7 separate regions of the Mus musculus genome follow, and regions 1, 2, 3, 4, 5 and 6 are each linked to region 7. A link is a loop called in an ENCODE intact Hi-C map of the cell type or tissue named here. Cell type or tissue: left cerebral cortex. All regions are shown on one strand. Links, peaks and the distances in the headings refer to the core of each region. The heading gives the core; the rest is flanking DNA. Region 1 holds the start of Gm31409 (a long non-coding RNA gene). Region 2 holds the start of Gm31531 (a long non-coding RNA gene). Region 3 has its middle 200 kb from the start of Gm31114. Region 4 holds the start of Gm29478 (a long non-coding RNA gene). Region 5 holds the start of Zic1 (zinc finger protein of the cerebellum 1). Region 6 has its middle 9.3 kb from the start of Gm29478. Region 7 overlaps Gm30905 (a long non-coding RNA gene).

What was found. Peaks named below come from ENCODE experiments on the same cell type or tissue, not always from the same donor. Only the 100,000 strongest peaks of a DNase experiment are listed, where the experiment ranks them.
Region 1: it touches region 7 in a loop (13-fold over the local background); 6 of 42 quality-filtered maps call a loop at or near these places.
Region 2: it touches region 7 in a loop (5-fold over the local background); 3 of 42 quality-filtered maps call a loop at or near these places.
Region 3: it touches region 7 in a loop (2.8-fold over the local background); 2 of 42 quality-filtered maps call a loop at or near these places.
Region 4: it touches region 7 in a loop (4-fold over the local background); 2 of 42 quality-filtered maps call a loop at or near these places.
Region 5: a loop joins it to region 7, with 7 times the contacts of the local background. A loop is called at or near these places in 6 of 42 quality-filtered maps.
Region 6: a loop joins it to region 7, with 4 times the contacts of the local background. A loop is called at or near these places in 2 of 42 quality-filtered maps.

The regions. Positions count from the first base shown.
Region 1 is chr9:91,957,150-91,961,495 of GRCm38, reverse strand. It overlaps Gm31409 (a long non-coding RNA gene), which reads left to right and starts at 300. Exons shown (of 4, transcript XR_871007.3): 1 at 300-431. In left cerebral cortex, for the core only: a CTCF peak has its summit at 1,683; a DNase peak (open chromatin) is centred at 1,699.
Region 2 is chr9:92,204,862-92,209,207 of GRCm38, reverse strand. It overlaps Plscr5 (phospholipid scramblase family, member 5), which reads right to left. Exons shown (of 8, transcript NM_001195693.2): 5 at 3,605-3,766; 6 at 1,251-1,412. The region is part of intron 3 of Gm31588 (a long non-coding RNA gene); the gene reads left to right. Gm31531 (a long non-coding RNA gene) reads left to right here and starts at 914. Exons shown (of 3, transcript XR_379706.4): 1 at 914-1,749. In left cerebral cortex, for the core only: a CTCF peak has its summit at 1,688 (motif pointing right); a DNase peak (open chromatin) is centred at 1,703; H3K4me3 peaks cover 506 bases.
Region 3 is chr9:91,127,700-91,132,045 of GRCm38, reverse strand. No RefSeq gene overlaps it. Among named protein-coding and RNA genes, the nearest start is that of Gm31114, 200 kb to the right of the region's middle. In left cerebral cortex, for the core only: a CTCF peak has its summit at 3,345; DNase peaks (open chromatin) are centred at 1,765 and 1,856.
Region 4 is chr9:91,402,688-91,407,033 of GRCm38, reverse strand. Gm29478 (a long non-coding RNA gene) reads right to left here and starts at 2,684. Exons shown (of 7, transcript XR_870997.1): 1 at 2,184-2,684. In left cerebral cortex, for the core only: no CTCF peak of the experiment used is centred there; DNase peaks (open chromatin) are centred at 1,867, 1,892 and 2,065.
Region 5 is chr9:91,363,128-91,367,473 of GRCm38, reverse strand. Zic1 (zinc finger protein of the cerebellum 1) reads left to right here and starts at 1,706. Exons shown (of 3, transcript NM_009573.4): 1 at 1,706-3,438. The coding sequence starts at 2,457. It also overlaps a transcript of Zic4 not described here. In left cerebral cortex, for the core only: a CTCF peak has its summit at 2,214; DNase peaks (open chromatin) are centred at 1,540, 2,180, 3,310 and 3,997; H3K4me3 peaks cover 2,246 bases; H3K27ac peaks cover 549 bases.
Region 6 is chr9:91,392,887-91,397,232 of GRCm38, reverse strand. No RefSeq gene overlaps it. Among named protein-coding and RNA genes, the nearest start is that of Gm29478, 9.3 kb to the left of the region's middle. In left cerebral cortex, for the core only: no CTCF peak of the experiment used is centred there; a DNase peak (open chromatin) is centred at 1,774.
Region 7 is chr9:90,697,448-90,701,793 of GRCm38, reverse strand. The region is part of intron 1 of Gm30905 (a long non-coding RNA gene); the gene reads left to right. Among named protein-coding and RNA genes, the nearest start is that of Gm30905, 5.3 kb to the left of the region's middle. In left cerebral cortex, for the core only: CTCF peaks have their summits at 1,437 and 2,571 (motif pointing left); DNase peaks (open chromatin) are centred at 1,444 and 2,527.

The DNA of each region.
Region 1 (4,346 bases), core at 113-4,112, 1.3 Mb before region 7:
GGAAACCTGAAGCAAACGAGTTTTTTATTGACAATGTTGTCTTTGACATTAGGTTTCTAATCTTGTCAATAACAAAGCTGATTCACTTGAGGACTTGGGGTTCTTACTTGAACATTTAAAAACCCGAGACCCTCAGCTGTCTTAGAAAAGCATCCTGATTAGAAAGGACTTAAACGGTTAGGTAATTATTATATATGTATGATAAATGTAAACATAGTACAGACAATGAAAACAGTTAAAAATCATCAGATGCCCCACCCGATCCCCCAAAAGACTGTCCGTTTGGGTTGCCTTGGCATTTCCAGGATGAAGGGTTCAGTTTCATTCTGATGCCTGCCAAAGGTTCACGATGTCCTTGAGCAGTCCAATGTTGAAGCCTCTCCGGATCAGCTGTGATGACACTGCCGTCAGTCTGTCCACAGTCCTCAGAGGTAGGCCTGCCTCCATTCTCTGACTCGCCATCAAAATCTTCCTAATGTCAGAAAAAGCGTCTCACTTTATCTATTTCCACCCAAACACCCAAAACTGTGTTTCGATTCTTTATAAAAATCTCTTTCACTATGAAGTTTTAAAGATATCTTTGGCTTAACAACAATTAGACCTAAAGATCCTAATGCAATTTCTGTTTAAATGAATATGTTATTGCATTTCAATTTCATTGTATTTAGTCTAGGAATAAAAAAACAGGCCAGAGGGTGTTCTGGGGAAAAGTGCACAGGCAGGCACGCACGCACACACGCACACACACACACACACACACACACACACACACACACACACACACACACTCTCTCTCTCTCTCTCTCTCTGAGCAAAATTTTATTAAGCAAAATGACATTGGGAAAGCCGTGACTTTTCATCAATATGAAGCACATGTTTAATTGACTTTATTTACAATAATTAATGGACTAAACTTAAAATTTTTAATAAAACGTCATTCATATGTAAATAAGTCAAAATATATTTTCTCACAAACTTTTATTCAATCACTTTGTCATAGCAATTTACTATAATTTCAAATATATTTTAGTTAATGTTAATGAAAAGTAAAATTAGTGTATTACCCTTCAGCACTTCTACCTCAAATCAGGAACTGTAAATATCTAAGCTTGAATATTTAAAGCAGAAACTCATTCATAGTAATCAACGTAATTTTTATTTTGCCTTTTTGAGAAATGATCTAAATACTCAATCATTTAGGAATCGAGATTATAATTAAAGCAGTATGCAATTTAATGTTAATCAGGAATTATGACTTACAGTAGTAAGTAAAAAGATTCAAGTGACTTCCAAACAACAGAAAGAAATCTGAGAACAATCATTTAATAAAGGCTATTTTGCCTGGTAGGAAAAGATTGTTAGTTGTAAAAAGAAACCTTTTAAACTAATATGATGAGGTGCATGTAAAAATTAATATTATGCTCTAATGTTCTCTCTAGTGAGCAGCCTGGGTTGATTTATTCATTTAGGTAATTATGTTCAGCAATATTAGTAATTCACTGTTAAATTGAATTTGGAGAACACACAATAAATTGAAACTGTAGTCATCTTTCTTTCTCACTATGTAACAAACAGAGATGTATTGATGTTAGTTCTGAGTGTGCTACATAAGTTAAATTCCCTAGACTGCAATTTGATCAGAAAGCTTTAGACATTTACTTGAGCTATGTGAGGCGTCTGCCATTGGATGGCAGTAAAATTCTGCATCAATCACTTTAAGCAAAGGGAAACTGGGAAAATAATAGGGCTTTCCTTTTATTATTTAACAGCAGAATGCTGCTTTAAAAGGCAAAGCTCAGGGGGTTGTGTATATTGCAGTATTACCAACTAATTCTTTAAAGTGTTTTCTCCTCCTGTTCATTAAAAAGGTGATGCAATTTTGCCAGAATCATTTTAATATTTCTTTATGGCAACAGATTGAGTTCTTGCTTTTCTCTTAAATAATAGAATACTTATTTTCTGTTTTAAAATGACATTAATAAAATAAAATTAACAAATGCATGTGATTTAAACCCCTTGGGCATTATCAATGTCTAAATCATTTTGTGACTCTGGAGCATGTTTGTGTTTTCTTTCTGTTCAGGCCTCCAGAGTCAGACTTATTTAAGTGCCGTGAACATAACAATGGATAGGAGATGTTTTTAACAATTTAGACATGAAACAAAACTGGAAAAATCACCCAGTAAACTATGCAGAAGGTGACAATCCAGCCAATGAAATCTTTCAGTCTGAACAAAACACGAAGAGTCAATGTTTTCCCATCAGGTTTTACAGATAATGCTGAATTTCTGGCCTTAAGATTTCTGGGGGGAAACTCACAGAGGATAAGTCTGAAGGAAACCATCCCTTATTGTAATTCCATTGTACTCATCATACAAAATTAGCAGCCATAGACAGTACACAGAGCGAATAAACTGAGTTTTGTCTCAAATGTGTCAAATAAAGCAACACTTGTTTTCTTCTCCTTCCATTTATATTTCTACTTGGTCAGATGTTGATATCTTCAATTCCAATTTATTTGGCAATAAAATGAACCAGTATTTTTTTTTCAGGAAATATTCAGGGTGGTCTAACACAATCTGGGGGCTATTAATCAGGATTTCCTGGGATCAAACCACAGACTTCTCTGCGATTTATCTTCTCTCTCACTTTATGTGTAAAGTCTATTAAAAGTTTATAGTCTTCCAAAGATCATATTAGGCATTAAAATTCAGGCATCTCATTCCTGCTGCAAAGATTGTTAGAAGAAAAGAAAATAAATGAGTTATCACGAATCCATTCTCATCATGAGGAGTGTAAAAGCACGCACAGTGGAACAATATTCATTTATTTTTACGACAATGCTTAGGAAGAGAAAAAAAGGAAGTGGAATAAACCCAGAGATATGTAGTGTTATCACTTCAATGCAGGGGTGGTGAGTAAGCTAGGGTAGATGTTTAACATACAGAAAAGGGTGTGTGTGTGTGTGTGTGTGTGTGTGTGTGTGTGTGTGTGTGTGAGTGTGTTGAAATGCATGATTTTTACAGATTCTGAGTGATTTAATTAACAAGTTTATTGCTTATCAAAAATTGATTTAAATTTTATTTGAATTGCTCTTTTTCCATATTTAAAAAAATCCATAATAAATTTTTAGAATATAAAAGACATTTTTTTCTTTATGTGGGATTAACATGGTTGAAAAAATAAAAATGAATTTCAAATCTCTATAAAGAATATCAACAGTAAAAAAAGCAACCAATTAAATTATTTTATTTTTTGCAAATTGTAATTATATATATATATATATATATAACCTAAACCAAAAGTGCATTTTAATATTGATTCAATGATCAATATAAATTCAAAGAATAAGTCAATGTTACTCTGAAATCCAAGTGAGTTTTTGTGTCCTTATCATGTCAATTTGAAGTTATTATGAATGAACTGTTACATTTTTGCATACAGTATCACAATGTGAAGAAATTCAATTTGTATATTATCAAATTATTTCTAAAATTTAATATTAAAACTATTGCAAATACCTGTTTTTCTCTATACGAATATCACAAAACTTGCCACAGATCTTTGAAGAAATTATTTGGCTCCATCCTGCTTTAACAAGTGGATCTTCTTGAATAAACAATGAAAGCAATATATACCAAAAAAATTCATAAAACCTCATAACCATTGAAACATTTGATGTATGTTTTACTGCCTTTTGGTAGATATTTATTCACCCTGCATCAGATTTATTAAGCCTATATTCAGTATCCACACACTAGTATTGAAATTTCTTGGTAATAAAATTGGCCTTGACACTCATTGTGTGACCTTGAGTTTACTTACCAATCTATGACTTCATTTTTCACTCACTTTAAAAATGTATAAAAATTATATAACAATTTGCAGTTATAAGATAAATTAAATTTTACATATTAATATTCTATACAGTAATGCCCTAGTAAAAATAGCATGATCATTATTATTATCTGCCGAGAATATGAAGGGAAAAATGCCAAGTTTCTTATAAAATCTGGCTAGCTGAGTGTTCTGTGGCTAGTACATGCCAAGCACTAGACATACTGAATGCTTGCTTCAAGCCAAGTCTGGGAGAATTATGATTACAATGCAGTAGAGTAAATTAAGTGATGGTACCTTGCTTTAGTTAGTAAAGAGAGAGACACCGTTTCTAGCTTCTGCATTGACAGATTTGGTTAGTAGAAGAGAAATTATCAAAGAGGTCTTCAATTCACCTGATCTTCAAGAATAGGTGACAACCAAGGGGGAGAAGGATGATAACCGCAAGCATTGAGAATAATCTGTGCAGAAGCATCAGAGAGGATTTGAAATTCACCCCATGATACATA
Region 2 (4,346 bases), core at 73-4,072, 1.5 Mb before region 7:
TCTCTTAGCTGCTAGAGTTTAAAAGCTACCCACTCATAGAACTGGGGAACTATCTAGATCAGTCTTCATTTGAGTTTATTGAGCACAGAGAACTTTTTCAATGTCATGTTCAGGCACTGGCTTGGTAAGAGCTGAGACCCTACAGGCTTGAATGTCATGCAGAGATTGTATGATATATGATATACTGAGTGAAATCTAATCAACCTTCTAAATCACACTAATCTCTAAAAGAACGAGGCAAGGATGGGGAAACACCCTTGTTAACACACAAATATTTAGAAGGTTTCTAAAAATAAATGAACAGAAAAATCACAAAGGTTTAAGATCCAGAAAACAGCTAGTGTCTACCAATACCATCTTGGCAGCAACTTGTTGGCGAAGTAGGTCAGTAGAGAAGATGACAGATGCAAATTTTATTATGAAAATTAAGTGAAAAACTTGATCAGAAAGATCTAATAAACACCCAAGAGACAGGGTATGTGAATGTGTGCTTGTGTGAGATTGTGTTTTTCAATGTGTGTGCATAAGTGTATGCCTCTATATGTGCTTGTCTTTGTTGTGTGTGTGTGTGTGTGTGTTTATTCTCTCTGTGTGAATGTGTGTGTGTGCATGTGTGAATGTGTGTATATGTGTAAATTGTGTATGTGTTTGTGTTGAAAGGTTAATACTGAACTATGGGATGACCAAAAATGGGAAAGGCAAGCAGGAAGTGATAAATTATTATGAGTGAAAGAGAATGAGAAATAGAATAATAAATATTTGGTGTTTATGTTTAGCTCTCTGTGACCATCAAAGATTAAACTATGGCATTAGTTTCAGTTATTATTTTTTTTTTTTTTTACTAAGTAGACACAATAATGGAGCTGACTTTATTCAACAGCAGCATAGTTTAAAGTAATTGTTAGGCTTGAGGTCTGAAATCCTGGACAACAGAATGAAAAGAAATGTTTTGGTTTGCTTGACAAAACAAAACAAAACACATGATTCTGTGAGTTCAAAACATTCATGATGGGGGAGACCTTAGGCAGGAGTGAGTCAAATATTTTGGCAAAGATGTTCCTTGACTCCCATGTTCCCAGCATGAATAAAACACAAACCTCTATATTCTGATTTCCAAAGGAGGACGATCATATTTTAAAATGCCTCTGTGTGCAAAGCAGCCCCTGCAGATCAAGCTGTGGAGGAGGATCTGCTCTATACAGTCTGGCTTGTAAGGGCAAACTCATCCACACAGCTTAGATCAAACTTACAAAGAGAAAGCAAGCACCAATCATCGCTGCTTTGAGTGTCACGTCGAGATCTGCTGGAACATGGATCCCAAAGTTGTCAGCGTTTGTGAACACGTCATTGACAAATCCCGACCAGTACTTGGAGATCTTCCCAATTGTAACCTTCTCATCAACAGTTTTCACCTTTGCAAAATTAATAACGATAATGATAATAATAGATAAGCATGATAATGCAGATTAAAAAAAAAGGTGGTTGACATTTTTTGGTATGTTTTTCTCATGATAACTTTGAACTGTTTTATTAGTCACCACCCCCAAATGGCAACCCTATGTTGTTTGCTCCTGCGTGTGGATATTCACCTCCACAGTAGTCGAGAACTTCAGGCTACCACAGTTTCTGGATCACTATAATTTGTTTTCATTTTCATTTTCTATGCAGATGGAGTAAATAATTAAGGTCAGACAGCCACAAGATGGCAGCACATGCATCTCTTAGTTTTATTGCTAAGCACGAAGGAAGGTAATGTCTTTGCCTATATTCAAATTTTAAGCCAGAGTTTGCTACGATAAAATATGTATGGAAAATACATATACTGTGTGTGTGTGCATATGCTTACATGTGCACAGATATTTAAAATTATTTGAATGAATTATTTCTAGGTATAATTAATAAACTTTAATAATTTATCAATTATGTAATTATTAAAATGATTAAAAATAATACATTGTCAAACCACATTTTTATCTTATACTAAAACCTTTGTTAACTTACTCTCTTCTAACCAGTCCTACGTACTATAAGTCACTTTGAGCTAGTGTATAAATACTGAAGTCTACCATTAAATGGGAGAACTACACCTGACTTATCAACAATTTCTTTACTTTTTCTTTTTTGAAGATTTATTTATCTATTTATTTTTCATGTATATGAGTATAATGTAGCTGTACAGATGGTTGTGAACCTTCATGTGGTTGTTGAGAATTGAATTAGGACTTCTGCTCGCTCTGGTCAACCCCACTCACTCTGGTCGGCCCCTCTCGCTCAGGCCCAAAGATTTATTTATTATTATATCTAAGCATTATATCTAAGCTGTCTTCAGACACACCAGAAGAGGACGTCAGATCTCATTACAGGTGGTTGTAAGCCACCATGTCGTTGCAGAGATTTGAACTCAGGACCTTCGAAAGAGCAGTCAGTGCTCATACCCACTGAGCCATCACTCCAGCCCAACAATTTATTTCTTAATCCTGTTTATCATTCTGACAGTTATTTAATATGAAGCTTCACTTTCTGTATGGTGATATAAAATAAAAAATAGGGAAAGTTTCTTAGGACGTAGTTATAGCATGAATACTAGACCCTAATGCTAAAATCTACTCAACCATAGTATTAAGAAGCTGTGTGACATCCTTTCAGAATACTGGGATTAGGACAGAGTCTGTATTCTTGGTGTCTAGAGACTCCTTCAGAAGTTGTGGAGACAGACATAGGTGGGATATGTTTGAATAATGAAAACGGATGCTTTGAATGTAAATTCTCCTTGCCTTTGATGTACACTCAGGATAATCTGTTGCAAGAGCATATGCTGTTACAGGCTAAATTTGCAATGGTTCATGTTAATATTCAGTTCCCTCAACCTACAAGTACATTATTTTATGAAACAAACTTAGCACATCTTACATACATAGCTTTATATAGTGACACTCTAGTGGAGTATGCTTCTGAAATGAGACCTGAATGGGGTTAAATGTCCATACAAGCAGGTCAACAGAAAAGGGCAAAGATAATATGCATATTCTCTCTGTCCCACATGTGCTTTAACTCCCTACGAATCAAGTTCATCAAACATAGAACTACCGTGACTTTCAACAACTACAAGATATGTAATGTTAAAACGATATTGTCTCTGTCTGTCTGTCTGTCTGTCTGACACACACACACACATATACATATATATAAAATATGCCTTATGCTTAAAGACTTAAGCTGAAAATAACAAGAGATTTACTCTTTTAGGTAAGGAGATATAGTAGTTTATCACTGTATTTACAAAATATGCCAAGAATTTTAATTTTATAATTCTTATTTTAATTTTAACAAATTAAACTTCTTTTAGTAATATTGCAGTGATCTATGACAAAGTGCCTAAGGACTATATATTGTCATAGCATTAGTTTTGCTAAACACTATGGACTTAGAATCTCTGGAGTGATGGCTATTATTATAAGCATGGAAATAGGATTTATTAGAGTATTATACTAATATGAGATTCTTAAAATGTATTTAAGGGGTACATTATGATCTTGATGACTTATAAATTGAATTGCATTTCAAGAACTCGGAACCTAAGCAAAACGTTCTTTGCCTTTCATACCTCAAAATCCACATCGCCAAAACAGCCACAGGTTGTGCAGGGACCAATGATTTTCAAAATATCTTCTTTGTTTGCATTTTGAATTGTGAATTTGGGCTGAAAAGGGCCCCACTTCTGTGCAACATAACCAACTATAGTACCAGGAGGGGCTTGGATTTCTAGCTGTAAGACAAAATAGTAATAAAATCAGATTTTCTACAGTTATAATTCATTAATCACAGAAGAATATCAACATATATCTATATAATATATGTTATGAAATAACTGTTGTATTGTAAAAGCCATTGTACATATATGTTTCTAGGATGCAAAGCAGTATTTTCTTCTGACATTTTGTATTAGTATGCAGGGTGACAATTTCCTCTGAGGTTTTGTATTTTGTCATGAAAATGATAAAAATTCATTTCACTGATATATTTAGCATTTTCCATGTATATGTATATATATCTGTATATATGTATGTGTATATATATATATGTATATATATACATACATATATATATATGTATATACATACATACATATATATATATATATATATATATATATATATATATATATGTGTGTGTGTGTGTGTGTGTGTGTGTGTGTGTGTGTGTATTCTGCAGAATGGAGGACAAAACCACATTCTTCTAGCTTACAGAGATATCAGATCAAATTAAGTCTACGTCAATGAGAGTTATTAAAATTCTACTAAAAATGACAATCAATTATGTTTTAAAATAAAGTCACTCTGTTGCAT
Region 3 (4,346 bases), core at 260-4,259, 430 kb before region 7:
ATGAGCACTCTGCGTAATCTAATGTGCTTAAAATGCTTCCTGCAGATCCTACAGAGTTTTATTTGTTTTTATATTCTGACCATGTTTTGAAACCTTGAACTTTGACAGGAAGAAGGACTTCTCCACATCCAAATGATTATCTGATCCACTCTATAAGGAGAAAGGAATGGATTTCTTACTGGAGAGCATTTCTTTCTTAAAAGCTGGTGGGAGAGTAAAATGATCCAGATGTAGAAACCTTGTTAGAGGTCCAGGGATCTCAGATTTTGGAAATGCTTGCCTGGATATGAAAACGCAGGTTGGTTACTAGATGCGAAAGCTTAGCTCTGCCCCTTCTTTCTCTGCCAAGTATCAACAATATATTACTGCTTATTTATTCATTTTTATGATTTACTTAAGTCCTGAAAGAGAATGAATTCCTGCTATGCTTCTGTCGGCTAGTGTTGTGGTCAGATGCTGATGTTCTGAGTCCCAACCATATTAATTGCTGGATAAAGGCTGTAATCCTCCTCTTTGAAGCCCAGGCCTGATTTTTAGGCAACACTTCAAAAGGAAAACACAACGAAGGAGGCATACTTCCTACCATCTTTGAGTTGGCATGACTTACTCAGCTTGTACTGAACACATGTGCCTTACATATTTGGCTCTCCAAGCAAACAGTTCATTTAAATATTAGAAAGGAAAATAAAAGGCCGTCTGTGATTCAAAAGTCTGACCTGTAATTTCTTATGAGCTATTTTGATGGTTTAAATTGTATTTGAAATGGAAACACCAAAATCAGTCTTTTCTTACAGTAGAAAACATCTCTCCTTTTTTCCTTCCCCCTTCTCCCTTCTTTCCTCCTTCACCCTTTCCTCCCTTTCTCCCTCTCTCCTCCCCCCTCCCTCTTCTTCTACCCACCTTTTTCCTCCCATTTCCTTTCTCCCTATCTCTTATTCTCCCCTCTTATGCTGGCTTTTTCCTTTCTTACATGTTTTGGTGTAGTGTCTGATTCCACTAGGATTAATGACACAACCTACACAAATAAGACATTTCAAACGGTTTCTAATTGTTATAGCCCTTGGAAACCTTTTAAAACATAACAGTAACACCATATATTTATACAAAAGAGACAGTTAAAAAAAAACACAAAGTTTTGAAGTAAAGAAGAGTGAGGTCTAAATTTTCTGTGACTATCTGAACCAAATCACCAAAAAAACCAAAGTGAAAAATGACTCAAATGAAGTAGTGGCCAAGACAGAACTTTTGCTTGATGCCTTTCCATCTCTTGCTCCTGCTCCGGCTGTAGGGAAGTACTCATGGAGGATTTCCCAAGTGTACTAGTGTGCTATGTGTGAGAAAGATTAACAGTGTTTCAGATCAAACACGGGCCTTGCTGCATGGTCTTAGGAGATTGTCATTCACGCCATTATGGCTCATTTGCACAGGATTTTCATGCAATATGAGCCTTTGTTTTGATGGCAGTGAACAAGGCCAAGCTTCATCCCTTGTCCTAGTTAGTCAGTCTGTGGGGTATCTTGGTCCCAAAGAACTTGTCTATCGTACAAGGCAACTGTTACCTCAGTTGTGGATTGGCTGTTTCACTCCTCGACTCTCTTTCCTAGTTTTAAGGTGAAAAACTACTTAAACGTGGGTGGATAGCATAAAATTCAGACAACACCTACTTGTGCTAGATTAGATGCAGCCTAAACAGGCAGTTTTGGATACCCGATTCAAAAGAGCACATTAGGAGCCGTTTTAGTCGGGCGCTTTTCCTCCTGTGCTTTCTGCCACGCTTATTTTGATGTTAAAATAACTGGAAGAGTTGAAAAGTTATGCCTGAGCTACACTGAAAACTTTTCCTGACGAGGTATTTATGTTTTTCTTGTACTTAGTTTCACCGGCTCTGCATAGAATTACATATTTACGTATCCCAGTCATTCTTGGCCTGTTTCTTTCTGCAAGTCAAACTAGGAAGAGAGTAGGCGCTGTTGCTATTTCGTGGGTGTTTAAGAATGAAAATCAAATGTAAAAAATCTCGCTGATTATGTGACTTTAACTATAAAGGATACTGTCTTATTAATGCCAGTATATATTCCACCAGTCCGTCTGTATTTAGCTGTACCAAATCTACATGTAACAAGAAGAGATAAATCAAATGGCTTTTAAGTATGAAATTAAGTGTTAAGAGCCAACAGTGAAAACTAGATTAGAACCTAGTCACATTTGAGTTTCTGATGTGTTTTCTCAGCAAATACATTTTAAATCTGTAGCTGTCATTCAGCTTTGGCCCCGACAGACAAGGAATTGGTGAATTTTGCATAGTACTAATTCACTTTAGATATAGCAAAGCACCTATCTAATACATGAGATTTTCAAGCTTGATTTTGTACAAATATATTATCAAAATATGTATTTATAAGATATGCTGTAATCTGTTTTATCTTTGATTGCTTTAAAATTATAATAATACAAATGAAAAAACTTAAAAAGTAAATTCATATGATTTTGATACTCATGAAAATCAAAGAAATTATTTATAACATTTTGTTAATATATATAAATATATATAATAACTCTACTGACACACACACACACACACACACATATATATATATATATGTATATATATATATATATATATATATATATATATATATATGTCAGTAGAGTTATTTTTCCAGTTAGCTTTATTTCATTAATGGAAAAATGTTATATTTGTTACATGATAAGGGAACACTTCTAAATTTTAAGAGTGCATTAAAAACCATACAGAAACTAGCATGTCTAGTGAAATCACTTTAAAATATATGATTGCTTAGAAACATAGATTAAAAAAGGCAGCAACTGATTGGAACATTTTTCTCAATCTGTACTTTGTAAAGTTTCAAACACCCAAAACACTGTAGTATGGTATTGAAAATACACAGTCTCTACCCAAAATTAATTGCCTTTGTATATAGTTCATCCTTCTTTCACACAAATATAATGACATTCTTAAATTTTCAGCTTACATCTCCTGGGCACCAGGCTATTTTTTACATAACTATAGTGACAGAACCTTGATATATAAAAACTAGCTACAAGAACATCTAAACTAATTTATAGATAATTAGAACTAGAAGATAAAATTAAAAAGTACTTATTTCCACAATGACATGTACAACTTTAATACTTTATTCCCTAAGTATTTTCAGTTACTTTAAGTCTAAATACAGACTTTAAACATTAATGATGTGATTAGAATTTACTGGCAGGTTTTGAAAACAAAAACTAAATTAACAGATGAGTGTTTGATTCTGAAACACTTTCAAAATACATGTACAGCAGCGCCCTCTACATTTGGATAGCTTATGATGAAACAGTTTTGTTTTGTTTTGTTTCTTAAGGAACTTTTGGAAGTGATCACTGTAGCTTTGGGATAAGGGATGTGATTGTAACGTATAACACTGCAGGAGATTTCTCATATGAGTCTGTGCTATTTTAATTGAGTGTAGAAAACCCAGCCTTGGAAACTTAATAGCACACCATTCAGAAAAACAAGACAAATAAACAAACAAACAAAACTCCCCTAAAACCCACCAAAAAACAACGGAAGTTAACAGTCAAGAAATAAAACAAGGCTATCTAGCTATTTAGCAAATATGAAAATCTGTTGCAAAGAATTAATCATGTTATCCACGCGGACTTTCAAAAGTCATTTTCAAGGAGCTATAGTCGTCCTATTATTCCTTATGGCCTATAATGTCTTCAAATTCAGGAACAAATAAAAAGGTTAAAAGAAAAAAAAAAACAAACAAACTCTACTTTCTAGTCTCAGCATCTAATAAAAGATATATAGATGTACAGATACTGTATTTAATGTATTCACATGAAATAAAATTAGGTAATATTTAGTGTTTCTGAATATCCCCTCTCAGGTTAAATGATAATAAAACAGTTTATGAAATCATATCGATGTAAAATATAATCAGTCATCTTACAGGTAGACAATATGTACTGCCTGCGATTAATTATCATGCCACCCCATTCACAGATTTGTACATTACCCTTTGAATAATCAAGAGGAAAAATATAGGCACATCTATAGTAGATTTTTATAAAACAGAAGAAAAATCTAATACATATCTGTATCTCATTTTTAACTATAAATACTTTGTTGCTTATCAACTTCAATTAATTTAAGTAATCAAGTCAGTTACAAATATATATGCTTATTAGTAATAAAATCAATCCAGCATATTGACACTGAAAGACATATGTCATATTTCCAGTGCAACTTTTTTCTTTAAGATAAACGGTATATATTTTAACTATAATGTTTGCTTATATATGTCCTCTTAAACATAAGTTTAATACTATGCTCC
Region 4 (4,346 bases), core at 202-4,201, 710 kb before region 7:
AGCTGCACCCCCTCTTCTGAAGGGTGACACCTTCTGAAGGAATATGAAAAGTGTCTCCTCATTTCCTAATTTGTACTTCCGGTTTAATCCATCTGTCTTATTTGCCCCTACAAATTGTACAGTTGTTCATAACTATAGGAACGTAGAAATTAGTGAGTCAAAGCTAATATTAATAATATTAATATAAATAGGTGGCTATTTATTTGCCACCTATTTACTTTGCTATATCTAAGTACAAGAAGAAGAAGAAGAAAAAAAAAAAAAAAACAACTCCCTCCTCTACACATCTACCATCTACAGAGAGGTTTAAAAGGCAATCTAATCTAATTTTAGATCTTCACAAGGTGTTTTCCTCTTTCTGCTAGAGTATTTGGTATTTATGAAAGAAAGTGTTCAGACCCAGGAACTTCAGGAATCAGAGAACTTCCCAAGTCCCAGTGGATTTGTGGGAGCTTCAAGAGCATATTTCACTATCTAGGCTCCCTCAGAATCCCCAGTTAGTATCCCAACCTCCCTCTAAACACCTAAGCAAGGGTCGCACCCAACATTACCCTGTTGTCCGCAGCAGTTCCTCTCTCCCCCTTCACCACTCCCCATCTTTGAGGAAAAGTCACTTAGGATGGCGGTTTCTCTACCCATGTGACCAAACTGTTCACTCTCCAAATACAAACTTTCCTGCGTTGTCAGTTTTATTTCTGGTTCATACCGACCATTTTTAGGAGAAAAAGAGAAAGATGCATCTCTGATGTGTATAGTCTATTTACGCAGCAACTAGCTACTGTCCGACATTAATTTATAGGTTTATTACAAATACCTAAGGTATTTACAAGCCTGCGCTGGGTCGTGTGTGGCGGGGAACATCTATCTGGTGAATAGGCGGTGTCACACGGTAGCATGCTCCCTTGTCAGGCCTGATTGTGTTTTAGGCAAACATTTGCGCACACATAAAGGCAAAGGTCAAGGACTGTTCGGCCCCAGTGTGCGCCAATTCACCCAGCGAACCAATGCGCAGAAGCTGCATTTTATGCGCTGATCCCGCCAGACTGAGGCGCAGGAGTCCCTGTCGCTACTCAATAAAATCCGCCTCCGATCATTTCCCTTGTCGATTTCTCTCTGCCTCCCAATTCAACTTCTTGAGCTTCCTCGGGAATACAACTGGCCAAGACTTGTTTGCCAACATCTGGATCAACTCTGCCCATCCGCTGATGCAGCACTTGTTTATTACACTTTTCTGGGTAAGGGAAACTGATGTTAAACAGAATCCAACCTATAGTAAACATTGGCAGAGAGCTTACTTAAATGAAATGCCCCCTCAGAACTGGGATCTGAATATACACGCGGTGTACACACAGCTGACCAACAATTAATTGTATTCAGATCGCAGAACTGACTCCCAACGCTGCACGTGGAGGGGCAGAAATGCAGATGACTGAGTGCTGGTAATGCAAGTCTATGGATTCGTGAAGCGCCCTGGGAGCTGCCGCCTGAGTCTCTTTAGGACCACTTTGAAAGTAAAAGACATCGTTTTTCTGTAAGATATGCCTTCTATTCTAAAATGTGTGTACCACCTCTCACGAATCACGCCTAGTTGTTTTTCCCAGCCCCTAGAAAGAGGATACAAATGATTTTGAGTGGATGTCAACTTGAGCAACTCGGAAGAGAAATAGTTTCAGTGTTAGACAAACACGAGCCCAAGCTCCAACCCACACGGTTTTGCATCAATAATCATCTGGCGAGAGCCAATGGCAGTTTTTCCAAATAGTCCATTTAAGGGAAGAGACTTTTTCCCCTGATAAACCAGAGTCGCAGCTGTGCGTGCTCACGAGCAAATAGTTTACACGTGCAAAATTCATTCCTACGAGTCAGGCGAGCCACAGGCTCAGCTGTGGAGCAGTGCTTGCCTGGGGCTAGAAAACCCACAACTTGTTGCCTCTGTAGCCCCTCCAAACACTGGACATTCAGGGCTAGCGGGCCTCTGGGACTTGCCGACAGGGCTAGAAAAAAAAAATAAAGAAAGAAAGGATCACCCACAAAATCCGGGCAAAGTCGCAGCAGACAGTTGTCTCTGAAGGAAGGACTTCGTAATTGCTCTCTAATCTCTACAAACAACAAGGAAACTCTGCCCACGTGCGATTCCACTGGATCTTAAAGCCAAAAAGAAAACAGAAGGAAAGACGACTTACCCCAACCTGCCACAACGCTACATTCTAAGCGTCCTTTAAACACTTTGAGTCTTCCTTTCGGGCTGTAGATTTTTTTTTCTTTCCTTTTGCCAAAACCAGCTATCAAAATCAAGCTAGCTGCTGTTTAAAGAAAGCAACGGGAAAAAAAAAAAGACAGAAAAAGAAAAAATAAGAAAATAAAACTAGTTTCTATTAATCGTGTGTTTCTACCTCTACTTTGTTTCGAATACTTTTTTTCTCTCCTTCCCAAATTTCTCCAACCACCACCTGGGAAGCTTCTTAAGCTTAAAGTTTGTGTGGTTTGTGCAAGCAAATGTGCTAGTGTGTGAGAGCTAGCGCCGGTGTGGCAAGTTCACTGCTTAAAAAAAGACATCGTTGCCTGTCCAAGGCCAAGCAATAAAAATGTGGCCCCCATCTTTGGGTGTGGAGATTTTTACATGCGCCTCTCATTTCATTTAACTTTTTTCCCCCCCAGTGCTGAAAAAAAAAAAAAAAAGCCGCTAGCTTACTTTCAGCGGACTTTGCTCGTTATTCATCTGTTGAGTCGCCTCAGACGCACAAAAGCAGATCCAAGGCGTTATGAAAAATGGCCTGAGCCTGGAGAATGTCACAGTGGTCGGCGTATTATTTTAGCCTTCTTTAAAAAAAAAAAAAAAAACTCAGGGAAAGTTTGCTTTTGATGAATTCAATAAAAGCAAAGCTGCAACGGAAGAGATTTTCAGCTAAAATTATACAGCATGGGGCAAAGCTTAGAGCAGCCAGATGGCCAAAAGTAGAGGGGTCCTCTCAGTTTCAAAACCCAGATCTAGAACTCCCTGGGCTGAGCCTCTTAGTTTATTTAATCCCATGTGTATTTTTAAATTAAAAAAAAAAGAAGAAGAAAGAAAGAAAGAAAAAGAAAGGAAGAAAAATATTCCCCTTCCCTCTTTTTCCCCACTTCATTTTTTTTTTGTTCCCCCTCAGGCTCCCCATGGCATATGTACTGGAGAGACCCCTGCCTTGGAATTTGTAGAAGTCACTTTTCCATTCCTCCCACGAGAATAGAGTTAAACTTTTGAGTAGCCAGCCTGAAGCAACGTTAACTCCACAGGCTATAAGAGGGTTCACTGGAGGTCGGAGTAAGGTCTGGATGTAAATTCCCCCAACACCTCACATGGCCAGGAAGCTGAGGCTTTTAAATTTAATGAATACTATATTCATCACACACACACACACACACACACACACACACACACCATTCCCTGCAAATGGGACTGGTTTACCTTTCTGCATTACTCTGGGGGAAGCTTCCAGTTCAGGACTATTGTCTGGGTTCTTTTGTTTGTGCCAACCCTACTACAACTTTCTAGAGTTAGTTGCAGTGGCAACCCTGACTGTGGAATGGGGTTGTTTGAAATTAACATGTATTATAGTCTAGCCAAGCCCCTCCCCCTCCAGGAAGAAAAAAAAAGGCATGGGATGGTGGTTCAATGAAGTGGAAGAGTCAGAAGTTTGCTTTGGACTTGAAGCGGAAGGCTAGACAGTCCTGGGGCATTTCTTCTAGAGGAGGAATCTCCCCAAACCAAGTGCTAAGCACCATCCCACCCCGGTACATAGTCTGAAAAAGAGTTAATGGAGTCTAACAGTTTAGCTTCCACCTCCAGGGAGGCTTCCAGGAAAGCATCCTAGCCTGACTGTATTCTTCAGGCCAAGTCCATCAAGGAGACTTGGCAGGGAGAGGGGAATCTTCAGCCCAGGCCTGAGTTAAAAGGATCATCATTCCCTAATGAAAAGAAGAGCCATGGGTCAAGGACAGAGAGAGCCTTAGAAGGAAGAATGTTACTCGGGGAAATGCTTGGTTTTCAGAGCCTGGAGGTGAAATGGAAGCAGTCACCCACAATCTCAGTCTTCCCTCAAAGAAAGAACAGTGGGCCACATACTAGGCTTTTCCCTGTTGCAGGATCCTACTCTGACACTTCTACCTTGAGTGACCCTTGGCCAACTCAGGGCTCACCTCTTTGTTTCTTTAACTGTAACTGGGTAAAAACTATATTGTATCAACCTGTGCTGTATGTTTGGTTTGTTTAAAATAAAACTTTGAGAAGAAGTGCATTTAGCCAGCACACTGTTGTTTGTTGGGGTATTGGTTCTTTTATCTTATTACAAATGTTGGTGAGCGTAACT
Region 5 (4,346 bases), core at 132-4,131, 670 kb before region 7:
GGCAAAGACAGGTTAATCGAGGGCCGCATCGCGAAAACAAGCGAGTGTTGTATGTTTGCACGGAATCCAAATGTCTGCATTTTCCTAACTAAATCAAAGGGAGTGTTATTTCTTTTTCTGCTCACTCATCTGAAGGTAAGTAAATTTTCTCTGGCGATCAAAAGCCTGGTTGGCAACAAAGACCGCGCCCGCTTTTTCCACCGTCTTGTTGTGGCAAGTTGCGGAATTTCAATAACTGTGACAAGGGTGACTGATTTGTGAACTGGAAAAGGTTTGAATGTCACAAAATTTACATTGGTCCTATCTACCGGGGATTTAAATACCAAAAAAGTATTCCGGGATCTCTAGGGAGCTTTGGGAGATCCAGAGGAACAATGGCGCGTTGGGAAATTTACAGTTTTACCTGAATGAAAGGGACTGGGATGGGAATGGGAGGGCAGAGTGAGCGAGTTGGGGGTGGGAGCAAGCCACACAACGGACCAGACCGGAGGGGAAAAAAAAGGAAAAAAAAATGAGGGGAGAGGGAGATCGGCAACAAGGTTTCCAAACTGCCATTAAAAACAGAAAACAAAACCCAATCCGACAAACCTCAGGAACCAGGAAAAGTTTAAGAGATCCATCCACCTGTGTTTGGGGGTGAGTGGGCATGCAGGAAGGAAGTCTGCAAAACTGAGGCTGTGAAAGACACCAAGAAATCACGTTTCTAGGAAAGAGCTTGCCCTCGCGCTCCCGAATCTTAAATTATAAACAGGAGAGAGGCCCGTCAAAAAGGAAGCAAACTTCAAAAGAAGCAAATAACAAAAGCTTCCTTTGCTGCCCGGGGGGGGGGGGGGGGGGGGGAGGGTGGAGAAGGGGAGGGAGGGAGAAAAGAAAGTTGCTGAGTCCGGACATTCTGGAAGTGCCTTTGGGGTGTTTCTCGGCTGGTCCCCCCCCAACTGCTGCTCTCGGAGACGCCGGGGGTCTCCAGTCTTTAAACGCTCTGCAGAGGTTTGAAGGAGAGTGGCTCAGGGATGGGGAGGCAAGGGGGGAGGGGAGTGGGGAGGGAAAGAAACAGAGGGAGGGGAGAAAGGGGGACATTAGAAGGAGGGAGAGGAAAGTGTGTGGCGGGGAGGGGGGAGAACATAGAACAAGAAGCAAAACCTAGAGAAGGAGGGGTAGGAGGCAGCGAGGAAGGGGAGGGAGGGAATGAGGGAGGGAGGGAGGAAGGTAAGGAGAGGGGGAGAGACAGGGAGAGGAGGGAGAGAGAGAGAGAGAGAGAGAGAGAGAGAGAGAGAGAGAGAGAGAGAGAGAGAGAGAGAGAGAGAGGAGAGGAGAAGAGAAGAGAAGAGAAGAGAAGAGAAGATGAGAGGGAAAAGAAATCGTGGCATTTTTTTCCTTCCGTGAGAAGAGGGGGAAAAAATTTGCTAGGGGGGAAAAAAAAGTTGCTACTCCTGGCAGCCCTGTTAGTCAAAAGGGGATGTCAAGCGCTTTACAATACCTGGGATTGATGAGGCGGGCGGGCCAATGAGCAGCGCGCGGCGCCACCGCGCGCCCTTCGTTGGCGCGGCGGCCCCGGGCGGGGTGTGTGGGGGGATTGCCGCCTCACCAATCCTCGCCCGCGTCGGTCGCACGTGACCCCTCCCCCTGCTCCCATTCATCAGGGGGGGGGGGGGACGACGACGGTGTCGTCCTTTCAATTCATTTATCTGCAGGAATGATTGCTGCTATCAGTCTCGCGCTCACCGCCCGGCTGAGGAGGTGAAAGTTTCTCCCCAGGAAGATAAACCGCAAAAGACAATATTGTGCATGATTTGCGCCTTTTCTTTTCTTTTTTCTCCCCCTCCTTTTTTTTTTTTTTTCAAAAAGCAGAGAGGGGGAAAAAGGGAGAGTTGAAGGATCGAGGAGGAGAGCCTGAGAGAGAGAGAGAGAGAGAGAGAGAGAGAGAGAGAAGAGAGAGAGAGAGAGAGAGAGAGAGAGAGAGAGAGAGAGTGAGAGAGAGAGAGACTGAGACTAGTGGAGAAGTGAGGAGGGGCGCGCTGCGCGAGGAGACAGGGCGAGCAGTGGCGGCTCTGGCGTTCACATTCCTCTATGCCACAAATCCGGGAAGAAGTTTTATTGGGGGGCTGAGATGTTCTATGCCTTTCCCCGGGCAGCCTTGATTCGAGGCCCTCTCGGCAGAGACTGAGCGGCGAGAAAGTGAGAGCCCGGCCCGCGCGGTTCGAGCGGCTGGCGCTGGAGCCCGCCTTCTACCGGCCGGCAGTCATCTCTCTTGCCTGCCTTTGGCCGGGCGGGTGCCGGCTAGCGCCTGGCCGTTGCCTGCTGGCTGAGACTTCGTTAGGTGGGTCGACTCCCCCTCCCTCCTCCTCTTCTTCCTCCTCTTCCTCCGCCTCCCGTTCCTCCTCCTCCTGATCTTCCCTCCTTGGCGGGCGAGGGTGGGGGGGGGCGGGGGAGGCCGGGGCTTGCCCCGTGCAGCCACGATGCTCCTGGACGCCGGACCCCAGTATCCCGCGATTGGTGTGACCACCTTTGGTGCATCCCGGCACCACTCGGCGGGCGACGTGGCCGAGAGAGACGTGGGCCTGGGTATCAACCCGTTCGCCGACGGCATGGGCGCCTTCAAGCTCAACCCCAGTTCGCACGAACTGGCCTCGGCTGGCCAGACAGCCTTCACGTCGCAGGCTCCGGGCTACGCCGCTGCTGCGGCCCTGGGCCACCATCACCACCCCGGCCACGTCGGCTCCTACTCCAGCGCTGCTTTCAATTCTACCCGGGACTTTCTGTTCCGCAACCGGGGCTTCGGCGACGCGGCGGCGGCAGCTAGCGCCCAGCACAGTCTCTTCGCTGCTTCGGCCGGCGGCTTTGGGGGCCCACACGGCCATACGGACGCCGCGGGCCACCTCCTTTTTTCTGGGCTTCACGAGCAGGCGGCTGGCCACGCTTCGCCCAACGTGGTTAACGGGCAGATGCGGCTAGGTTTCTCCGGGGACATGTACCCACGGCCGGAACAGTACGGCCAGGTGACCAGCCCGCGATCCGAGCACTATGCTGCCCCGCAGCTTCACGGCTATGGGCCCATGAACGTGAACATGGCTGCACATCACGGGGCTGGAGCCTTCTTCCGCTATATGCGCCAACCCATCAAGCAAGAGCTTATCTGTAAATGGATCGAGCCGGAGCAGCTGGCCAACCCCAAAAAGTCGTGCAACAAAACTTTCAGCACCATGCACGAGCTGGTCACGCACGTCACGGTGGAGCACGTCGGCGGCCCAGAGCAGAGCAACCACATCTGCTTCTGGGAGGAGTGTCCACGCGAGGGCAAGCCCTTCAAAGCCAAATACAAACTGGTCAACCACATCCGAGTGCACACAGGCGAAAAGCCTTTTCCCTGCCCGTTTCCTGGCTGCGGCAAGGTTTTCGCGCGTTCAGAGAACCTCAAGATCCACAAAAGGACACACACAGGTATGGAAATTAATGTAGGACACTCTACCTCCCACCCAGGCTGGGCCTGAGATTCCAAAGTTGGGGGAAGAGAGGCACAAATCCAGCCTCAGTGGGGTCTGGGCCTCAGGTTCCTGGAGGCAGGCAGATCTGGTTTTTAGTCTTGAAAGTGTGGCACAGAGTGAAGGATCTGAACATACAGATTTAAAAAAAAAAAAAAAAGGAATAAACCGGGAAGCTGAGTCTGGCTTGGCCCAGCGCTTGACAATCTCGAATCCCGGAGAGGTGGCACGCGTGGGGCATCCACGGAGGTTCCAGTTGTTCCAGCTAGAAACAAATCTAAAACTCTTGATGGTGGCTACCCGTTCAGGGACTTTCTTGAGTCCTTTCTGTTCGAAAAGGTGGAAGAAGTTGAGGTTGAGTTTAAAAATGTAGAAACAAGATGGGAAGAAACAGGAGGTAGGTACAGTTGGGGTAGAAAGTACAATTTGGATCTGAGGAGGACATTAGGTTTATGCACATTGGAAGAGATACATTTTACAACGATGCATCCGGGTTTGAGGAGTGAGTCTAGTTGGTGAAAGACACAGAAATCCTAATTGTCTGTTATACAGCGTAAGGTCTGTTCTTAAAATGCGGGGTTCCTGAGTTGGACTTTAGAAATAGCGACAAGTCCAAAGCTTAAAGAAACAAAAGAAACAAAACCAACAGAAACAATAACAAAACAAGTTCCAGGCAATTTAAGGCTTCGAGAGGGGGCAGCCTGGAAATTATGCGCCCCTTGGGTCCTAGTCAGGGGATCTGATCGCCCTCTGTATTTGGGCATTATCTAGTGGAAGAGAATCCGACATGAACTCTAGATTTAATGGCCCAGGCAGGTAAAATCTCCTCCCCCCTTTCTAGATTAGGCCATAAAATGTGGTGTGTGT
Region 6 (4,346 bases), core at 115-4,114, 700 kb before region 7:
CCTAGATTAGGATATTATCCCTGATGGAGCATGAATTAGGATTATCCTTTCAGGAGCATGAATGCCCTTCAACCTATATAGAAGAGATTCTCACCTTACCACTGAGGAATGCTCCCTGCCTTGCCTCCATCTCAGTCCTAGGTTAGCTCCAAGCCTAAGTCCTGTGGAAAATTGGTCTTAGAATTATCCCTTTAGCCTCCAGACCTAGACTAGGCAAGGGGGTGGGCTGTTAGTTATAACTGGGGTTAAGTCAGCCCTTTGCTCCAGCCTTTTGTCTCTCTTGGAATGTTTTAGAGGTTGCATATGCTTTTGTGTTGCAAACAGCAAGTGGGGTCCCAGGAGTCTTCCACCCCATGCCTGATTGTGAGCTCTGGTTTCCCTAGACAACTGTGGCCAGCTGGAGGACTCCCTCCCAGCTCTAGCTTGGTACAGAGGAGAGCTGGAACACTCTAGGGCTCAAGCAAAGTTTCCTCTTTCTTGGGGGAGAAAGGGAAAGACCAAAGAAAGGGAAGAAAAAATAGGTTTAATAATTCATTTCACAAGTGGTAAACTACTTGTATGTGAGGATATGGGGGGAAAAAACGCATGTAATGAGGAAGACAGAGAAAACTAATAGCGAATGATGTGTCAGTCCCAATGTGCAATCACCCTCCCTCCCCAAGCAACAAGGAAATCACAAAGGATGGAACTGGTTGCTGTTCTCTGAGCTCACATGGGTTTTTATCAGCACAGCCATCATTGTGATGACTTACAAATATTAACTTTTTCACGTGCTCTCATTATTTCTCCCTTCTGCTCTGCATTTCAGATTTTTCTTTCCAGATAATCAAATGACTTTAAAAGTAGGCAAAGGGGAAGAAGAAAAAAAAAAAAAAAAAAAAAACAAACTCAACCGTTGCCACCCAAGAAATGATAAATAGCATCACATAGCTAATCGCTGGAGGGCGTGTTTATCAATTCATAATCATTTATTCTTGGTGATGTATGGCCCTTACTCTTAAATCTGAAAAGCTTCTATTTGAAGGTGTGAATAGCTTTCCCACTTTCTTGCAGTAAACCTTCCTACATTAGCAGTGATTGATCTCATGTACAATTCGTCCCAGAGTGCTATTTTACAGGGGGAACACTGGCTTTTGGAGATTAACTGGGGAGTCTGTTACATATTAATGAAGCCTAGAGATATGCTAACGTTTTGGTAATTTAGTTATTTGTGTCTATAGCCATCGTCGTTATTTTCTTTTAGACCCCTGCGGTTGCTATCCATCGAATTAAAAAGTGGTCCTTAGAATTATTTTATCTGCTGGCAACTAAACGCCCTTTAATGTGGAAAACAAATGTTGACTTCTTTCTTGAAGGATTCGTGCTTCCTGGCCAGACGGCAACGTGTGTTAAACTGTATTCGTGGGAGATGTTACTTTTTATTCTGGGAGATTGCGCTAAAGAAATAACTGATAAGAGGAAAGAAAAGAAGCCCAAATTCTGCGTGTGTGTGTGTGTGTGTGTGTGTGTGTGTGTGTGTACGCGCACGCACACACACACACACACACTGAATTTGTTCTAGGTAAGAGGAGTAAGGAAAACATATTCTAGTAAGAGGTTTCTCCAGGATATTGGAAACTTAGGCTGGACAGGTGTTAGGAGTGAGGCTGGAGAGGGAGGAGCAAAGGGATTGCCCACTGATTTGCAGCCTAACAATTAATACGCCACTAAATGAGCCATCGACGTCATTAATGCCTATGTGCTCCCGTGTAGATGGTGAATGAGTTCTAATCCCGAAGACAAGCAGCATCTCACAAGGAGATGGCTTTGTGACGCAGAGTAAAAATAGTAATCTGTTTTTCCTGTTAAGAATTTTCTGGGCATTCTTTCTAGACCGCTTTCTGAATTACCCGCAAAATATTTGGGATTTGTCTGCGGGTAGGGGTAGGGGACAGGAAGCCCTTTTGGAATGTTTGCCAAGTCCCTGGGATGCAGAATGGCAGCTGATTGAAGGAAAGGGTTAGAAGGGCAGAAAGGATTATGAAACCAGTGGCCAGAGTGGAGTCCCACGCTTGCTTTAAGTGAGAAAAATGAATTGCTCCTTTCCATTTCTACATAGTCTAGGAACCCTGCTGGGTTAGGAGAGACCAAGAACACCTGGGGAGGAAAGTCAGTCCCTGGGCTTTAGTAAAGGAGCTTGGGATGAATCGCTTTCACTCCTGCCTGTCCACTCTGGGTCCTCCTCTTCCTCCTCCCCCCCCCCCCCCGCTTCCTCCTCCTCCTCCTCCTCCTCCTCCTCCTCCTCCTCCTCCTCCTCCTCCTCTTCCTCCTCCTCATCCATCTCCCTTCCAAAAAGCCCAAAGCCCAGATCTGGAGCTTTGGATCATTGGGGCCTTCCAGAAGTTGCAAGAACCTGCAGGAAGCACCGAAGAGACAACGACAGTTAGACTGGGCGCTCCCCTTTTGTTTTCGGGGCGCGATTTATGTTCTTTATAAAGATAGGGTTTGGAAAAATAGAAAGGGCCTTGAAAACGTTGTTACAATGAAAAAGGGACAAATTAGAAGACATTTTCGGTGATCAAAGGCAAGAGGGAGAGCGCGCATGGGCATTCACAAAGCTTGACTTATTCACTCCCCTCCTTTGCAAGCAGGGGCAACAAGCGTGTCCCCCATTGACAAGGAGCCCTATTCAGACTGCAGGTGCGAAGTGGGCCAGCGCGCCCGGCCACATTATGTCAAGGTTGTTGGAGATTAGTGTTCAGCCTTAATAACTAAAGCGCTTGATTTACATTGGAAAAAAGCCCCTTCAGCCGTGAAAACAAAATCGTTGAACGCGTGATCATTGCGAGGGCAGCTGATATCCTAATACTTGCATTGTTCTCTGGTAGGGCCCAGGACCGTCCTGGCCTCCCTCGGAAGACCCAGGCCTGAGTTGCTGGCCCAGGACCAGGTCACCAGTCAAAGTTCCTGCCTGAGCAGGCAGGGAGAAAAGGGTTGTATGGTGTTTCACCGAAGCCAGAGGACAGGAGAGAGTCCACCTGTGGTCTCTGGACTTCCGGCAAAGCTGAGTAGGACGCAAATTAGGACATTAAAGAGTCTAGAGACCTAAAATGCTGTGAAGGCTCCAGATTCAGTATCAGGAGAGGCCTCTAGAACTTATGATATAGCAAGAACATTTTAATTCACAGGTGAAGTTCACTTTGTGATAGCTGGGGCAGAAGGACCCAGGCACACCTACTGTTAGTGGAACTGCCCCAAGAAGGTTATGAAATGTTCCTGCCAACTTGTCTTTCTAGAAGAAAAACCTAAGACAGAAAGCCCTGCAGCTGCAGCCTGGGCTTCTGTAACCTTTCTTTGATTTGTCGCCCCCCCCCCCCAGGATGGAGGAGGAGTCTACCTTGGCCATGGCACTGGTACCCTGCAGATTCCATTACCCCACCTATTTTCCGTGCCTCCCACGTTCACTCCTCCCCCATCCATGAGAAGGGATCCAGAGAACAAGAGACCTGTAGTAAGGACCTAAGAGCGAGCATTTCAATCTAGACATATATTCATTCTAACTGCCTATCTTTTGTGGAAGTCAAGCTACTTACCTACTTACGGCAATTTCCATAAGATCTGTCTGTGGGGACAAGGTGAGAAAGCAGTTAACTATTGTCTGGCCCTGAAAAGGTCGTAAGTCATGGCCTCAGTGGCTGACCTGTCAGTGGAAGGTATAAAGGCTTTATTCATGCCGTAGTGGCAAAGCTCTCAGCTCCCACAAAAGTGTTTTTATGATTCGATTTTTCTTACCTCTTTTCTTAATTAAAAAGCTGAACCATTAGAACAGCACCTGCCTCATGTCCTGACAGTGGCTGCATACTAATCCTGGAGCCTTTACAAGCAGTAATTATAACATAAAATCAGAGGTTGAATAAAACAGAAGGATTTTGCTCCCAAAGCCCCGCTAATCCCCTTTTAAAAGGGTCTGGTGAAAGAATTCAGAACACTTTCCGGAAGTTGGATTACCACTTCTTTTAAACAAAAAACAAAAAACTTTTTACAATGAAATGATATTTCACACTTAAAGGAGGCTGATTTTCCACAACAGTATTTTAGTTGAAAGAGAGTTGGCAGGATTTGGGGGCACTAGGAAACATTTCACTACTGGATTCTTACTCAATAGACAAAGCAGCAGAAAATTTAGGAGAGTTCTTATAATATAATATATTTGAAACATGTTTGCCAGGTCAAAGTATCCATATTGCAAATAGCAATTACTTAGATGATCAGAAATCTCTCTCTCTCTCTCTCTCTCTCTCTCTCTCTCTCTCTCTCTCTCCCTCCCTCCCTCCCTCCCTCCCCCCTTAGAGGAATTAAATAAAAGA
Region 7 (4,346 bases), core at 159-4,158:
ATTTTATATACTTGCCCATCTCTCTGAATGTTAGAAGAATTTTCTTAGTTCTAATATTAATCAGTTATTACTTAGGCCTCAGGTTCACGTTTTTTTTGAAGACATTTTAAGAAGGGAAAAATATTTTTCTCTCAGATTAGCACACATTGAATAGAAAGACTGAGATCTATAAGGCCATGGGCTGCGTTTTGCAGGGATAGGTTCTGGTTGAATGAGATCTGGGATGTGTGCCAAATTAATAGAAAAAATCCTGTTCTTCCTCTCCAATAGCCACAGTGTTCATTATTAAGAAAAGCATATGAACCACAGGATTTGATTTTAATAATACCAATGTCTTCATTAATCTGTATGTTCCATTTAGCCTCATTACTGAGCAGATGCTGAATTACTGAATGCACATTATTGTTGGACTGTACTTGCAAATCCTCTCTCTCCACTCTTTTATCATTCATTCAGGGCCATCATGCGTACGTCATGCTTTAAGACAGGTCTGTGGTCCTCACTGCTTTCTTTCCCCTTCTCTGGGGTGGGGGAGGAGGGAGACTTGTGGTTGGGCCTCTGGAACAGAGTATTGGAATTACTGATTTTCATTCAAAATGGTAATCTATGTTTGTGTGGTTGTTGTTCTTGCATTGTGATGCTATCAAGTCAAAAGGGTCTCCCTGTCACCTGGAACAGAGATGATATTTCCTCGATAGTCTCTGGGCCGCCTTCTAAATCAAGAGTGGTGATAGCCAACACTGCTTTGTATCCATGGAACAAATAGTGGCCTTTGTCCCACACAAGTCCCTAAACAAACTTAATCTCTCTAACACTGTGACAGATGACATTTAGATGTCCTTGTTACCCTTAAAATGAGTTTTATTGACAATCAGAGAACAAAAAGAAGCCCCAGATAAAGCCCAATGTTTTATAGGCTTGCTAACAACATCTCAGTGGCGAGGGTGAGGAGAAAGCCTGAAGTTGCCCCCATTTTCCCCTGCTTTGCCATATCACCATGACAACAGATATAGAAATCACTTAGTGACTCCTAGAAAGAAAACACAGTGACACAGTACCCCTTGTATGGCGAATCAAACTAAAGCCTTCATTCAAATGGCTATTCAGCTTGGGCATTCATGTAGAGGATAGGGTGGGTTTTACACAGGTAACTACAAGAGAAAGGCCAGCAAGCCCTCCAGCCATAGCATATGGCAAACTCTCTGTCTAATTAATGCATCCTCAATAGAATTTATCCATTTTAAATTTGTTTTCTTTTCCTTGAAACATCATTAATGTAAAGGGCAACATTAATCAACATCATGGAACTTAAAAGGGCATTAAAGAGTGATCTTTTTTCCTATGCAACAAGAGCCTTTTCAAGTAGTTGTGTTAACGACAGTGAATTGAAGGAACAATCTGAGTTCTCAATTGGAAGTTAAATCTAGAGAGGCCTCTACTGGTGAGTTCCTCTCTGTGCAGCTGATCTAGTGGAGCTTCCCCGGGTAAAAGCAAGAGGAGTGTGACTTTCCGCTTCTATTGGGAAGTTTCACATAAGCTGGATCATCATTAAACACAGTGTACAACATAGCAAATGATAGCATTCTCATGTTTGCAGTGTCTGAATGCTTTCTCTCATGTAATAAAAACTCTAGAAAGCTCTGGTTGGACAGATGAGCTGCTTGGATAGCTTGAGATATCACGAATCAACAATGAGATAACAGGTTATTGTAGTTACGGTTCCTTAGGTAAGTCTCCCACACAAATGTCGATTTTAAAACAATTTTAATAGGAAACATTTTTTCTTATATTTAAGTGTGGAAAAATATACTTTTTTTCACAACTACCTACATATTCTTTACATTAACAAAGGGACTGAAAAGTCTTCAGATGAAGTAAACATATTTGAAATTATTTCTGGAAAAACTTAAAAGTTTATAGCCATTCTATAATAATATGTAATAACTGTGATTTAACATTCACATATCACTGAAGCACATTAAGTTAAAATTGGCTTCGCAAATTTTAAAGTAACCCTTGGAGGCAAAAAGTCAGACTTTTAAACCAGACTTTTTAAATTATTCAGCATTTCCTAGAATAAGAATATTTATTCTGTTTCTACATGGGAAATATGCTAGCTTTTTCAGGTTTATTTTAAAAATATGACCTGGCTTTCCAAGTGTTATTGAAATGTCGACTGTGGGGTAAAGGCTAGTGCTTACCCTTGAGGTTTTTTTTTTTTTTTTTTTTCAAAATTCAAAGCTGCAGCTCTCCTCTTGATTTTTGATATTTACATTTCATCTTAAATATTATTTAAAATCTGATCATACCAGGACACTACTTATTTACTTCTACAATGTCCTTCAAGACTTCCGAGAATTAGTTTTGTTGCCCTCGTTGAATTGACCAACATGTTTTTGGAAGAGTTTTTACATTTCAAATGGCTTCACATTTATTTGGGTATATTCACGGACTGTTTGGAAGAGCCTTCTTAGTAAACTACCTTCTGCATTACAAAGGCAAGGCATGATCTTTGCCGTGAATTCTGTACTGAGCTCACCACCTTCTAGTCCCAATTGTGACACCTACTGGTAGAAGGAGGAATCAAAAATAGTTTTTGTTTGCATTTTGCTTTATTATTTTGGAGAGTGTTACTTGCAATTCTGCTGATGTAAATAAAATTTCTGTATAGTTATTTCTTAAGCTCAGTTTTGGGGTAATAGTGTAACTATTTAATTCAGAGAAGGAAAAGAAACCCATATGAAGTATGTTCTAAATTCATACCGACATATATACTTAAAGTCTTTGGAGCTCTTACACAGTACAGAAAATGAGAAGCAAGTTAGAACAAGGTGAGGAGTCAAAATATTTCATTAAATATTTAACATTTTTTATTTCTATAAGTGTTTGTGAAGGGTTATATGTTGAAGAAATAGCAAGATTGATAGAGAAACAAAAATAAGTTTATATATTTATTTTTGTAGCAGCCTAAGAGTCAACAGTCTTTGAAATTTTAGGCTGATATAGCTAAGAATGCACTTCCTGCATGTGGATAGTTTCACAAAACAGCAAACTCGGAAGCACACTGAAATGTGGTCATTTCTACACCGAATACAGGGTTGATAGAACAGTGTACGGGATAAGGACATACTTGAAGTCACAAAGGAGTCAATATTTAAAACGTTATTGAAAGATGAATATAGCTAAGCAAGCACGGTAGACCTCTTACTTCTCCTTGAAGCTCGAGTGAAGTTACTTCCGATATTTGTTTTAAATGTATAAGATTGCTGTATATATCAGACAACTCTGGATTTCTCATGAAGCATACAAGGACTATTATAAACTTCAGATGTCTGAAATCTCACATTCAATTGGGATTTTCTTCTTTTGTCTAGCAGTTCGATTGTTAATCGAAAACATTGATAACTTGGAGACTTTAATCCCATGGGGAAAAATGAACAATAAAAAAACAATTGATTTCAATGGAGACTTCATTTATTAAGTTAGACATTTTTAGTGCAAAATAGGCCTGATATTTCTTTTAGAAAACTTAAAAATGTTTTTGTGTATAAAGAAAATACACTAAAGTACAGTGCTGTTTTGACTTGGTGGGTATGTTCAGCTATAAGTGAGCCAATGAATCACTGACTCTCTGATACACATTGATGATGGTACTTGTGAATTATTGTGAGGAAGTGTGAAAATGTCTTATAAATTATTGGGTAGGCAGTTATATTGGTGCCTTTGAAACCTGCTTTGTTTCTGCTGTGTGCTTTTGTTTGTACAATGTAGGCATATGCTCTAAAATGTCATTCAGATTACAAACATGCGGGGAGTAAGGGAGCACTTCCGCTTCCGTTTCACAACTTTTATTTCATCACATTGCTTCTCAGTCAACTATCAAAATCACAAGTTTCCTTCCTTATAGTTTTAATCAGAGAAAATTTTGTAGAAAATTGATCGTGAAAAAGAGTACAGGGAAGCAAAGAATGCTTTAAAACTCACACCGGTATACAAAATCACTTGGCCGGCATCCTAGAAACCTAGTGGATACACACTGTGTAGAGGGTAAAACAAAGAAATACGGTAGTTCTAGGGAATAGAAAAGTTTTGGTTTGGTTTGGTTTTCCTGAGAACCTGACCTGGCAATTCAACTGATCATTAAACACGACTGTAAAGAACAGCTCCATTTCGGCCCTTAGAGAGTTCATCCAGAGATTGCAGGAGGGATTTGTATAGAATAAAGCTTCACAAAACCGAAGGCTGTCAAGGGAAATAGTATCCAGGAGGACAGGGCAAGCCAACCACCCCTTCAGCAGCAAAAGCTCAGAAGACAGCCAGAGGCAGGTCTGTGGCTGCCAACACAA